Linked DNA regions of Homo sapiens: region 2 is linked to region 1. A link is an interaction called in ENCODE POLR2A ChIA-PET data of the cell type or tissue named here. Cell type or tissue: PC-9. All regions are shown on one strand. Each heading gives the region's core, and the rest is flanking DNA. Links, peaks and the distances in the headings are about the cores only. Region 1 overlaps PAK2 (p21 (RAC1) activated kinase 2). Region 2 overlaps SENP5 (SUMO specific peptidase 5).

Region 1 (4,395 bases), core at 142-4,141:
ATTTTAAGCCATTTTTCAAAGAAGTATGAGGATATTTAGTCTGGTTTTTATTGGATATGTTTGCTTAGAGAGTCTCTGTAATTTACCTGTTGATTTTCTTTCTTTTCCTCACCCCCGAGCCTAGGTTGCTGCCTCCTTTCCAGCACTAAATGGCACCATAAGCCCAGGTTTGCCTGGGTTCTAGCAGAGTGCAGCCCATCCTAAATGGGAGAGAGGAGTCCCCAAGGGGATATTCTGGTAGCAGTACAGGAAGGGTGGCTCAGGGTTCCTGCCAAGGGTCCTGTGGAATAAACCTCCTACAACATGGTGTTGCTGAACAGCTGCTCTATTTGGCATCCCCTTTGGCTGAGTTATACAGCAGGGTTTCCAAGGCTGGGAACAGTAATCCCGCCTCCCTCCTCTGCCTCTGGCTGTCCTCAGGGTAGCTCTCCCTATGCCACCTGTGGGCTAAGGCAGGGACAGGCCTCCTGCCAGGGAACCCAAGATGGTGGAGAAGGTGGCTGTCTTCTTCAATCTCACTTTTTCCTGTGTAGACACTGTGAATTGGGGGAGATTTTCCCACACTTGGCGCCAGGCGGACAGGGGGAACGGGTGTTGCAGATACGGAAGTCCGATTCTTACAGCATGCCTGGAGTTCTTTCATTTCTCTGTGCCCCTGGGAACTGTCTCCTTCTCATATCTGAGTTCTTGGATGTTGCTGGTGATCATCTTAGTGCTGTATGTTCTTGGTTTTCTGTGGTGGCAGGGCAGAGTGAGTGAAGCCAGTGTGCTTCTACACCACCATTTTAGAGCTAGAAGTCACTATGTCCTCCACTTAATTGTCATTAGTCAGATCTTTTAACTGTTATCTTTTCTCTCATATTTTCCATCTTTGTATTTCTGTTTAATTCTTTGAGAGAATTTTCTTTTCTTTTTTTATTTGAGACAGAGTCTTGCACTGTTGCCCAGGCTGGAGTGCAATGGCGCAATCTTGGCTCACTGCAACCTCCGCCTCCCAGGTTCAAGTGATTCTCCTGCCTCAGCCTCCTGAGTAGCTGGGATTACAGGTGTACGCCACCGAGCCCAGCTAATTTTTGTATTTTTAGTAGAGATGGGATTTCACCATGTTGACCAGGCTGGTTTCGAACTTCTGATCTCAAGTGATCCACCCACCTTGGCTTCCCAAAGTGCTGGGATTACAGGTGTGAGCCACCGCTCCAGCAGGGAGAATTTTCTTGATTATCTTCCACTCTTCTTTCTATTGCTATCTTTTGTTTGTTTTGGTAATTTTAAATGTTGATATTCCAAGAACTGTTTTCCATTGTTCTCTGATCATTCTTTCTCTGCGAACTCTTTTCTTGTTTCATGGATTCCTCTATCTCCTCTCTTTGACGATTATACAGTATGTGTGTATGCACAGGCTGCAGTTTGGGGTTTTTTTTCTCCTTACACTGTCTATTTCTTTTAAGTTCCTGTTTTTATCCCTATTGTTTTGGACTCTCCCTCTCATTTATAAAGGGTTTTTCATAAATGTCGGGTGATCCTGTACTGTCTACTCATATAGAAAGTATTAAAAAGCTAACTGGGAGTTAAGCCAACCTTAACACTAAAGATAAGGACAGCATGCATGCAAGGTACCTAAAGTATTTTTTTCCCCAGGCCATTGTTTATCCAGAGAAAAATCTTCCAATCTCCTGTCTGAGGCTGTGAGTCAGGCTGCAGGTATTCTGAAAGCAGGATGGGGAAAGGAGTTGAAAATGCTGACTTGCATGAAGTCACCTGCTTTATTCTGGTGCTTCAACTTTTCCTGACTCCCCTGATAAGAACAGAGGCTTCTGTGGTTTAAATTCTCTGGAAATAAATGTAAATCCCAGTTTATTCTTTTTTCCTTCCGGAGGATGGGGATAACACTTACATGGATGTGTGGGGTGTAAAGGAGGAGTCCTGGGGGGCCTTTGACACTTTCGATGTTGATTTTCAACTAATCCCCCTTCTCCTCAGCATGTGTAGTGCATCCTACCCCCACTCCGACACAGTGTCGTGTGCCTCTAAATCTTGAGCTTCCAGAATTTCTACAAGGGAAACTTGTTTCCCTTCTCACAGATTCCCCTCTGCAAACGCTTAGGTTATGTGTTTCTCTGTCCTGCTGAGTCAGGTGCCAATTTTCCACCACTTCTGCCTTCCAAATGTGTACTGAAGCCTCTTTCACAATACTGTCTCCTCTCTTTTTCTCTTTGACCGTGTGTGTGTGTGTGTATATATATATATTTTTTTCTGTCATTTTAGTTGGGTCTTGGGAGGGAGAGTAAATAGAATGCTTCTGTATGTGGTCAACATGCTGTGTTTAACCAGAAGATTCTTCTAATATCAAAGAGTTAAAAATCATGCTGTTTGATAAGTCTATACATATAAGACTGGAAATGTTACCGTATGCTCTTCTTTGTTTACAAAGATACTACTAGTTTAGTATTGGTAGGAAACACAATAATACTTATTTAACTAGTAATGAGGGATTTATGCTCAAATGTCCATCTCCTCTCTAGGCATGTAACTTAAAAGAGATCTGGTCACAGTGAGAGGGAAGGGAATGCTGGTTATGGACAGGAGCAGAGGGAAAGGAAACTGTTAAGCCTGGATTCTCTTTACTGAAACACAATTATTAATACGTCTATCATAAATTACCTCTCTCTCAATTTTCACTAGACTTTGAGTAATTTGAGGTCGTGCACTCAACATTTCTTTATGTCCCTTGGCTTCTAACGGAATACCCTACATACAGGAGAAATTATTTATTAGTTAACGATAAACTAGTAGTTTACAATTTAATGTACTATGATTATATGTGTTCTTTCTTTTAAAAAAATCTGCTCAGCATCCTACTTTTGGAAACTTCCCTCACCTTTCCTCTATGCAGATAGTTGGGAAAGATGCCATTTTCTTACACGACTATGGTCACAGATGACTGGTCCGAGGTGGGCACCTAACTCAAGCCAGGTCAGCACAGCTTCCCACACACCCTCCAGCAACTGGTGCAGGGGCAGCCACCTGAGCAGCTAAGCCAGACTCGGCTCCCTGAGAATCAGTCTATCACTAGTGTCTGAAGTTGTAAGAAACTGAGCCCAGGAATTCTATTTCTTTTTTTTTTTTTTTGACGGAGTCTCGCTCTGTCGCCCAGGTTGGAGTGCGGTGGCGCGATCACAGCTCCACTGCAAGCTCCGCCTCCTGGGTTCCCGCCATTCTCCTGCCTCAGCCTCCCGAGTAGCTGGGACTACAGGGGCCCGCCACCACGCCTGGCTAACTTTTTGTATTTTTAGTAGAGACGGGGTTTCACCTTGTTAGCCAGGATGGTCTTGATCTCCTGACCTCGTGATCCACCTGCCTCGGCCTCCCAAAGTGCTGGGATTACAGGCGTGAGCCACCACGCCCGGCCCAGGAATTATATTTCTTAACACATAAAGAAAAAACATTCTGAAATAAGAAATATAAAATAAGAAAAAAATATAAAAAGAAGGGTGAGAGATAACATATCTAGCAAGAGTATTCCTGGTTCCTGTTGTGTCTAAGGCCTAGTCATATTCTTCAACTTGGAAACGTTAAGAGTTTAGAGAAATATATTAAAGTTTCATATATGATAGGAGTATAGAGTAAAAAGTTAAAGGAAAAACACAAAAACGATTAAGCAGAACTTGAGATAGAGCCACATTAGATCATTCAAAATAAACATAAAATCCTAAAAATCTGTTCAATGCCATTTGTTTTTACATAACACACATACAGGTACTCTCTGTATTTTAATAGTCTCAATGGGAAAAGGAAAGGATATTAGAAACAGTGTCTAAAACAAAAAGATACTAAAGCATGTCTGGAATTGAACAATGTGCTGGAAAGATATTGCTATACCAACAGAATGTCTTTAATACTCTTATATAACGACTCTAGAAGCCCAGAAATAGAGGGCCAATCACAATAAATTTATGTAGATGTGGGGGTTCAGTCAGGATGGCAGAAGAAATTATAGGAATAGAAAAAAGCAAACCTGCTTGGAAGGCCGGGGAGTTTTGCATAGCTTCAAAGTTTGGCTGAAGGTAGCCAGATTCTCTTTTCAGGAGCCAGAGAGCTTAAGGTACAGATACAAAGGAATATAAAGTAGTTTATCTAAAGAGCTTGTTTACTCATGTGGTCCTAAGACTAACCTTTGATCATTGGTGGGCAAGATGGCCCTCTCCAGGGTGGGGGCGACCAGGTGAATTACCCACAGGTGTGTTGACTCAAGCCTTTGTCAATTAATCTATACTAAATAAATGCAAGCTTCCTTGGCTAGTTGAGGCCGATGGTTGCAACGCTTTACAGCACTCTCCTGGGAGTCTGTAAGTGGCCCGGACTCTCAGCTGGACTGACAAGCATAACATCTGTGTC
Region 2 (4,395 bases), core at 251-4,250, 82 kb before region 1:
GTGAAACCCTGTCTCTTACTAAAAATACAAAACTTAGCCGTGTGTGGTGGTGGGCACCAGTAATGGCCAGCTTCTCAGGAGCCTGAGGCAGAAGAATCGCTTCAACCAGGGAGTGGAGGCTGCAGTGAGCCAAGATCATGCCACTGCACTCCAGCCTGGGTGACACAGTGAGACTCCATCTCTAAATAAATATTTAAAATTAAAAATTAAAAAAAATAAAATAAGGTAGTAAGATGGGGTCTCACTATGTTGCCCAGACTGGTCTTGAACTCCTGGCCTCAAACGATCTTCCCACCTCAACCTCCCAAAGTGCTGGGATTATAGGCATGAGCCTCCATGCCCAGCCAAAAGCAAATTTGTTTTAATTAAAAAGTAAGCAATGTGGGTGGCAGAGTCCAATATGATTCCACGGTTTGGGTTTTGTAGTGCCCAACAAGTATATACGGTAAATAACTGTGGTTATTTAAGAATGAAATCAAAATGTAATTTTGTCTTTCTCTTTCTTATTTTTTTGAGAGTGTCTCACTCTGTCACCCAGGCTGGAGTGCACTGGTGCAATCAGAGCTCGCCCCAACTTTCCAGGCTCCAGCAATCCTCCCTCAGCCTCCTGAGTAGCTGGGACTACAGCAGACACACACCACCACGCCTGGCAATTTTTTTTTTTTTTTTTGTAGAAATACGGTCTATGTTGCCCAGACTGGTCTTAAACTCCTGGACTCAAGTGATCCGCCCACCGAAAGAGCTGAGATTATAGACACGAGCCATCACATCTATCTGACTTTGTCTTCCAATTTGTGTATTTCTTAGATGTCAATTAGGTTGAAAGAACATAAATACTTTTTTCTTTTCTTTTTTTTTTTTTTTTTGAGACAGAATCTCGCTCTGTCGCCCAGGCTGGAGTGCAGTGGCGCAATCTCGGCTCACTGCAAGCTCCGCCTCCCGGGTTCACGCCATTCTCCTGCCTCAGCCTAGCTGGGACTATAGACGCCCGCCACCAGGCCCGGCTAATTTTTTTTGTATTTTTAGTAGAGAAGGGGTTTCACTGTGTTAGCAAGGATAGTCTCGATCTCTTGACCTCATGATCCGCCTGCTGGAATTACAGGCGTGAGCCACAGCGCCTGGCCCATAAATACTTCTTAAGCTGTCTGAACCTAATTATTTAATAAATCAAACTGTTAAGCTTAGGGACATGTAAAAAATATATTAAGGAGGGTGTAAACAGAGAAAGTTTGGGAACCTCTAGTTTAGAATATCATATTTTACTTTATCAGTGGAAAAATCACTTCTATATAAACAAACTTCTTAATATGAAATAAACATGTAATTCAAATAAACGCTTACTATGGTATACTGCCAATATTGGCCAGGCATGGTGGCTTATGCCTGTAATCCCAGCACTTTGGGAGGCAGAGGTGGAGTATCGCTTGAGCCCAGGATTTCAAGATCACCTGCCTGGGCAACACAGGGAGATCCTGTCTCCAAAAAAAATAGCCAAAAGTGGTGGTACATGCCTGTGTTCCCATCTACTCAGGAGGGTGAGGTGGAAGGATCGCTTGGGCATGGGAGGTCAAAGTTTCACTGAGCTATGATCACACCACTGTACTCTAGTTTGGGTGACAGAGCAAGACCCTGTCTCAAAAAAATAAAAAAATAAAATAAAAATTAAAAAAAGTCAAATTCAGGGTACAATGGAAATATCTGGCAAAAGGGTCAGGAAACACCTCTCTGAAGAAATTATTTTTTCTCTGAAGAAATTATTTTTCAGCTGAGACAAATGATGAGCAAGAGTTCCTAGGAAAGAGAGGGAATTCAGTATTTCAAGGAATGGAAAGAACTTCAGTAACACTTAGAGGCACGGAAGGGGTAGATGAGGAACAGAAGAGCTAAATTCACGATGCTGACACTTAACATAAGGTTGGTGTGAAGCCACTGAAAGACAAAGATCTGATTCATATTCTTGAAAAAAATCATTCTACCTGCAATGTGCAGAATGGCAAGGAGAAGGCCACAGCAGAAGAAACCCATTAGGAATCTGTTACAGGTAAATCAATGCAGATACAGTGGGACAGCTTCTTGGATTAAGAGAAAAACTGGGAGGATGTAGCAAAGTGAATCAATCTTCAGGACACAGAAATGACAGGACTTGTCATTTGTCAAAAGCCTATCTGTTGGGGGTAAATGTTCCAGTATCAGCTACTAGGTAGATAGTGGTATCACTGATACGAAACACAGACGGAGATCGATTAGGGGAAGGTTATACTGACTATGCCTTTAGTCTTTCACATGTTCAATTTGAGATGACCATTAGAAGTCCAAGTGGATATATACAGCTAGATATACAGTTCAAGAATTCTGAAAAGAGGACATCATGTGAATTCCAGTTTTCAGCTTAGAGTAACCAAAGCTATAGAAAATGATAAGATCACCTAGAAAGAATTTGTAAAAGGTAGAAGAGAATGAGAGAATGTACCCTAGGGCAATAGCCCAAGGAACTCTAGGAATTTTTTTTTTTTTCCCACTCTTGTTGCCCAGGCTGGAGTACAATGGCACGATCTCAGCTCACTGCAACCTCCGCCTCCCGGGTTCAAGCAATTCTCCTGCCTCAGGCTCCCAAGTGGCTGGGATTACAGGCATGCGCCACCACGCCCAGCCAATTTTGTATTTTTAGTAGAGACCGGGTTTCTCCATGTTGGTCAGGCTGGTCTCGACCTCTGACCTCAGGTGATCCACCCAACTCAGCCTCCCAAAGTGCTGGGATTACAGGTGTGCCCAGCTGGAACTCCAGGATTTAAGAAATAAAGAAAGACTAAGCAAAGGAAAGTGAAAAAAAATGACCAGGGAGATAAGGTCAAAAATCAGGTAAAGGTGGTATCAGCAAAGCTAGAACAGGTTTCTAAAAAGAGGGAAATGGTCAGTTAAAGGTTGTTGAGAAGTCGAGCAAGATAAGGATTAAAAGTGTTCACTGAATTCTCTTGACATTTGCAGGAGAAATTTTAGTACAATGGAAAGGACAAAAACCAAGGTGGAACAAAAAAGGCGATATATAAAAATTGTTCAAGAAGCCTGGGTAAAGCTCAAACATTTTTTTAGTGGAGATTCTTATACATGTTTAAATTCTGATGAAGCACTTTACTTCTGGATAAAGACTGCAGATTAAGCAGACACATTTTACCATCATTCCCTCTTAAAACTTCATTAAGAATAAAAAAATTGTCCTTTATCTTTTTTTTTTTTTAAAAAAAAAAGGTCTCATTCTGTCAGCCATGGCTCACTGAAGCCCCAAACTCCCAGGCTCAATCAAGTAATCCTCCTGACTTAGCCTTCTGAGTACCTAAGATTACAGGTGTGAGCCAATAAATTAATTTTTTAAAAGAAAAAACCAGCCAGGCACCATGGTGCATGTCTATAATCCCAGCTACTCAAGAGGCTGAGGCAGAAGGATCCTTTGAGGTCAAGAATTTGAGACCAACCTGGGCAACACAGCAAGACCCATTCCTAAATAACTAATTAAAATTAAATTATGTTTTTTGTTTTGTTTTGTTTTTTGAGATGGAGTCTCACTATGTCACCCAGGCTATAGTGCAGTGGCACATCTCAGCTCACTGCAAGCTCCGCCTCCCAGGTTCAAGGATTCTCCTGCCTCAGCCTCCCGAGTAGCTGGGACTTCAGGCGCCCGCCACCACACCCGGCTAATTTTTTGTATTTTTAGTAGAGATGGGGTTTCACCGTGTTAGCCAGGATGGTCTTGATCTCCTGACCTCGCAATCCACCCGCCTCAGACTCCCAAAGTGCTGGGATTACAGGCGTGAGCCACCACGCCCGGCTGCCAAGAATTTTTTAACTTAATTTTTTAAAGATATAATTTACCTACAGTGAAATACATAAACCTGAAGGGCTTTTGTTTTTTTAAAGCATATGTACACAAAATGGAACACCGAACAACAGCAAAAACATTTTGAAAGTTGGAATGTGGATTGACTTAAAGATCTAAAGACGTTAAGTCTCGGCTGGGGCCGGGCGCGGTGGCTCACGCCTGTAATCCCAGCACTTTGGGAGGCCGAGGCAGGCGAATCACCTGAGGTCAGGAGTTCAAGACCAGCCTGACCAACATGGAGAAACCCCGTCTCTACTAAAATACAAACATTAGCCGGGCATGGTGGCATGTGCCTGTAATCTCAGCTACTTGGGAGGCTGAGGCAGGACAATTGCTTGAACCTGGGAGGTGGAGGTTGCAGTGAGCCAAGTTCACGCCACTGCACTCCAGCCTGGGCAACAGAGCGAGACTCCGTCTCCAAAAAAAAAAAAAAAAAAAAAGTTAAATCTCAAGCTTGCAGGGAGGAAAGCAATCTAAAGAACAATACCTCAAAACAGGTCAGGAATTGTTCTACAGAGGGA

Evidence for each region. Peaks named below come from ENCODE experiments on the same cell type or tissue, not always from the same donor. Only the 100,000 strongest peaks of a DNase experiment are listed, where the experiment ranks them.
Region 2: POLR2A ChIA-PET joins it to region 1 with 17 read pairs; 9 of 35 experiments call an interaction of 5 or more read pairs at or near these places.

What each region holds. Positions count from the first base shown.
Region 1 is chr3:196,790,657-196,795,051 of GRCh38, reverse strand. All of the region lies in intron 2 of PAK2 (p21 (RAC1) activated kinase 2), which reads right to left. Among named protein-coding and RNA genes, the nearest start is that of PAK2, 53 kb to the right of the region's middle. In PC-9, for the core only: no CTCF peak of the experiment used is centred there; DNase peaks (open chromatin) are centred at 1,661 and 2,091; H3K4me3 peaks cover 1,820 bases; H3K27ac peaks cover 4,000 bases.
Region 2 is chr3:196,872,989-196,877,383 of GRCh38, reverse strand. The region is part of intron 1 of SENP5 (SUMO specific peptidase 5); the gene reads right to left. Among named protein-coding and RNA genes, the nearest start is that of SENP5, 7.3 kb to the right of the region's middle. In PC-9, for the core only: no CTCF peak of the experiment used is centred there; no DNase peak of the experiment used is centred there.